Regions from separate parts of the Mus musculus genome. Here region 1 is linked to region 2. A link is a loop called in an ENCODE intact Hi-C map of the cell type or tissue named here. Cell type or tissue: left cerebral cortex. All regions are shown on one strand.

Evidence for each region. Peaks named below come from ENCODE experiments on the same cell type or tissue, not always from the same donor. Only the 100,000 strongest peaks of a DNase experiment are listed, where the experiment ranks them.
Region 1: a loop joins it to region 2, with 4 times the contacts of the local background. A loop is called at or near these places in 2 of 42 quality-filtered maps.

Annotation. Positions count from the first base shown.
Region 1 is chr5:151,018,306-151,020,805 of GRCm38, reverse strand. No RefSeq gene overlaps it. Among named protein-coding and RNA genes, the nearest start is that of Kl, 67 kb to the right of the region's middle. In left cerebral cortex, a CTCF peak has its summit at 947 (motif pointing right); DNase peaks (open chromatin) are centred at 582 and 981; H3K27ac peaks cover 434 bases.
Region 2 is chr5:151,136,057-151,138,556 of GRCm38, reverse strand. The region is part of intron 1 of Stard13 (StAR-related lipid transfer (START) domain containing 13); the gene reads left to right. Among named protein-coding and RNA genes, the nearest start is that of Stard13, 53 kb to the left of the region's middle. In left cerebral cortex, a CTCF peak has its summit at 1,382 (motif pointing right); DNase peaks (open chromatin) are centred at 1,046 and 2,485; H3K27ac peaks cover 2,128 bases.

The sequences.
Region 1 (2,500 bases), 120 kb after region 2:
CTCACCTAACTCTGCTCTGTCTGTACAGCAACCCTCTGGGAATGTTTTCCTCCCAGACAGGCAAGGAGAGTGTACAATCCACTACTGTTTTCACCTCACCTCTGGCACACACGCGCACGCATGCATGCTCGATCCATGAATAGGGCTTCTGGGTTACTGAGAGCATTGCTTCCTCCAACGCTTTTCTGAGCCCCTGAGTAAACACCGATTGGGTCAGCAGGACCACAGGAAGGCCATGCGACCATTTTCAACTATAGTGGAAATTTGCAAGACCACACATGGTCGACAAGCCCCACCCGAAGTCCTCAAGGGTCAGCATCCAAGGGCACAAGGCCTCCTGACTCACTGTGACACACTACCAAACTCACACTCCAGCTGTCTCCAAAGAGCTTGTGCTCCGAGTGTCATTGTGCAAATTAAAATCAAGATAGCTGCTCTGATCGGTGCATTAACACCTCTGAAATTTACATTAAGGAAGGTCACACAAAGCAACGAAATTCACCAGGGAGCCTTCCCTCGTTATTGTTTAATGTGGCCATTCTAAAAATTACTTCCCCATAATCACCCACCTCTGCAGGAACAGAGCTGTTCTTGGCAGCATGCTAAGTACAGTTTCTGAGCAGCCAGAAACCTCACAAAAACCTGGTGTGTGTGTGTGTGTGTGTTCTTTTCAAAGAACAAGCTATAAGAGATATGTTCTCAAAGATTCTCTCAGGAGGCAAATGGAGTGAATTCCAAGACCAATCTGACCAATTTATCTTTGAAAGGAGTCATTCTAAGGAGGTGCTTGTCTTAAGGGTGAGTTAACATAAGCTGTTATCAATAAAGATAAATTATCAACAAAGAGAAGAAGTGATTTATCAATAAAGAGAGCAGATAGGTCCTAAGACATTTTTAGGAGAAAAAAAAGTATTATTTTTATTTCACATATATGAGGGATGCAGGGATCCACAGAGGCCAAAAGAGGGCATCAGATTCCCTGGAGCTTGAGTTACAGGTGTGTAGGTGTGTGTGTGTGTGTGTGTGTGTGTGTGTGTGCGCGCGCGCGCGCACGCACGTGCATGCTAGGAACCAAGCCAGGCCCTCTGCAATAGCAATGAAGCACTCTAGCTACTGAGCTATCTCTCCAGTCCCTCCTAAGACGTTTATTAACGAAAACAGAAGTGGACCTTGCGAGGAGGAAATGGCCTCACAGGAGAAAAGTGAGAGGACAGAAGGTGGCTGGAAAGCTGTGTTTGAAGCAGCCTGCAGGAGGAGGCCAACTCCACCACAAGCATGCCCTAGCCCCCAAGTGGGGAGCAGGACTCAATAGAGTTTTAAAGACTTGGTCCCACTCTTTCTGATGGCACAGATTCCTATTGCTCCTAGTGTGTCAAATCTGGAGGAGGTGAGAAAATTGTAGCTACACAAGATCACTTTTTATTTTCAGGGAATGGAAATATTTTAAAAATCTAGAGGTGGTAAAATAGCTCGCTGTTACATTAAACTGCCAAGTTCAGCAAAATGGCCACATAATGTTCTCTTTCTTTCCGTGACAAGAACGGAGACTGACAAATGGTGCCATAAAGAAACTCAGAGCACCTGTGTTTACTTAATAGGTTGGGAAAATGGAAAGAAGAAGAACACCCCCCCCCCCCACACACACACACTCCCAGCATGCTGGGTGGGAAATAATTGCTGACAGGTGAGTAACAGCTACAAGAACAATGGAAGTGAAAGCTTGCCTAGGACAGCTAGTGCTTTATTTTTTATATTCCAAGAAGAGAATGTAAATGAAGGTCACAGCACGCGTGCTGGCTTTTCCAAGAATTTGTTTCCCTATCTCCCTCCCTCCCCCCTCTCTTTCCCCCTCCCTCTCTCTCCCTCTCTCTCTCTCTCTCTCTCTCTCTCTTTCCCTCTCTTCTCTCCCTCCCCTTCTTCCTCTCTTCCTCCCTTTCTCCCCCTTCCACCACCCCCACCTCTGTTCACCCCTGCTTTTGTGTGACAAAACTTTTCCTAGAGAAGACACAACACACATCTACTCAGCCCAGATAGAGAACCCACGACAGACCAAAGTGCAGTCACTGTCAAAGTCCAACTTGGTGAACCAACATGTTGTACTGGGGTTCCTGACAGAATTATGGGTAAGGGGTTATTTACAGGAGCCGAAATGACTCAGGTAGCATCGCCAAGGTCCTCCTGAGCATGAGTGACACAAAAGCTGGGAACCTGGAGCACACTGCACCGCCTGCAGGCAGCTCAACAGGTTGGAAAGTGATCTCTCCTGGTACCTCAGCTAGTCTAAACCTCTTCCAGGCTGCTCAGCTGGCTTTGGGTTCTTCCACGCAGCTGGTCTGGTCTCAAAGTCTTTCTGCTACTTTGTTTCTCAATCTTCTTTGTGTCTTGGCTTGTCTGCAGTCTTTTCAGCAGTTCTAGTTGACTAGTCTTAGAGGGACCTTTAGCTTTCATTGCATCCTCTGGCAGGGAGGAACCTAGTGAATCTGGCCAGTTCCAGGGACTT
Region 2 (2,500 bases):
CCAGAGAAATATGGTGGGGTCAACCAAGCCTATGGGGGGGGCACACTTTGGCTCAACTGTCTCTATAGACATCACTGAGCAAACTTTAAATCTATAAAATGTTTAACTTTAAGAAAATTACTGGTGCACATCTAATCACTATCTGATATCCCCAGGCACTCTCTAAGTGCTTAGATGTGTGAACTCGTTCACTCCAACTTATATGACGAAAGCATTACCGCTACCCCCCTTTGTAGGGAATACACAAGGAACATTGCCCATACTTGTGAAGGCCAGATGTAAGCATAAGTGAGGAGACCGAGAACTACACTGTTAACTTTTCTAGATGGAAGCTTGAAAGACATGTACCACAGACGAGCTCCTGAAATGTCTGGGCTGTCTTCACCTTTGCTGTATGATAGCAATGTGAAACATCACAGCCGAGAAGGCAGGGTCAGAGCTCAATGTTGCCAGGCACTTTCTGAACTTCTGTCCTCAGATAACTTAATATCTCGCTCCAGACTCTCAATGCTGCCAGTAAGTGCTGTGTAATCAAGGACGAGCTGGATGACTTCCACCAAGGGTTTTTTTTTTTTTTTTTTTTTTTTTTTTATAAGCTATCAGATCTGAACTTAATTAATCTACAGCCTGTTTTCAGAAATGAGATTCTCTAGTAATCCCAAGAAGAAAATGGTTTCCTTTCCCCTGTTTCCTATGAAAGTTATTATATTTACCAATCATTTAATTTATCAGTGTTTCACAGGCCAGTGACCAACATGAAATTAATCCTGTCTTAGGAAGACTGGGCCTGGGAACAAGGAACAAATTATAGCAGATAGAACAGGGGCTGTGTGGGGGGGGGTTTCTTTGTTTGTTTGTTTGTTTGTTTGTTTGTTTTTTGTTTTGTTTTGTTTTTTAGAGTACCAAAGGCGTTTTCCCTGTGATATTATCCATTACCAAAGAAGAGTGCAGAACATTTTGCTGGTTGCTAAGAATTTCAATGGGCTGAGAATTTTTAGGGCCTTGCTATTTATATGTATGGAGACAGCACAGATGGCTGCCTTCTCCCTTCTTTATCTGTAATACAGATCTATGAAGACGAAGGAAAACAGGAACACCATAGAAATGAACAGAAGTGGGACCAGAAAAGGGCAGCAGAAGATGCCCTGGAAATGTTCTGCATCTGTTAGTGCTCCCTGAACATAAACAAGGTGCTCATGTGGAGCTGACGGTCTGAGACTCAGAAGGGTCTGGTCTCTGGTTTCCGTCTTGAAATACTTAAAGTTTTTATTAGTTGCAGCAAAATACAGGAAACCCTCTCCTCCGTGTTCTTGTAAAGATTTCATTTTTTATTTTATTCATGTGTATGTCTGTGCATAATGTGCATGTGGTGCTCAGGGGGACCAGAAGAGGGAGTCAGATCCCATGGAATCAGAGTTACAGATGGTTGAGTTACCATGTGGGCACTGGGAACTGAACTCAGGTTCTTTGCAAGAGTAGCTCTTAACTGCTGAGCCATTTCTCCAGCTCTAATTCCAGCGTGTATAACAATGTCTTTCATTGCTGGCTTACAAAGTGCAGATACATTGGTTTTGGGGCAAACTGCTCTCCTCATGACACATGGGAGGCCCAAAAGAGAAAAAGGAGTCTCCCTCAAGGATGTGTCCACAATTGTGTAACATCCTCCAACTAGGCTGCACCTCTCAAGAGTCCCATCATCTCCCAAGCATCCTACCAGCACAGACAAAACCTCTACTATACTGATCTTTGAGAATTCTGATCTAAACCATGTCTAGTGAAGGTAAGCCAGGCTGGGACAAGCAGGTCATGCCATGAACCCAGGAGTCCTTCCATGAAAGCAAGACTCAGGTGGCCAGATCTGCAGGTGCCGTGCTGAGTGTCTTTTCTCTTTCTCCAGAACACTCGCTCTGTGACTGTATTCCCTGCCTGCTCTCCTCTGAGCTGGGCAAAGTGTTTTTAAGTCATTATAAACAGTACTGATTTGCAAGAAGCAATAGCCTGTGTGTCTCAAGGGAAAAGTCTACAGTCAAAAAACCCAATGCTTCATAAAAAAAAGGCTTTACAGTGATCTTGTTCCCCTGCAAACAAGGCTCTACCCTGCTGGAGGCTCCTACTTCTCTGAGCGGATCTCTGGCTCCTGACAGTGGGGACCACCTTGGAACTCAAACTCTCTGAGGTGTTCAGAAACACAACTCATTTTTTAAGCTTTCAAGCTCTGCGGCCTTAGCCATTATAGCAGAAGGAAAGAGTGTGTGCAAAGTTATGGAAAAGAAAAAAGCTAAAGCTTGTGGTATGTTCTGAAGTCACTGGAGGGTCGTGGGAGCACGCAGATGCTTCTGTCACTCAGCGCTGATGTTCTGCCTTTGAACTACTAGGGCATTACAGGAGAGAAGCTAATCTTTTGTGGCCAGCACAGCTTGCCTGTGTTGATAAGTGTGATTAACAACACTAAAGTCAAATACATTAGCAAATGCCTTATAGCTGCCAGGAACGCTCATGG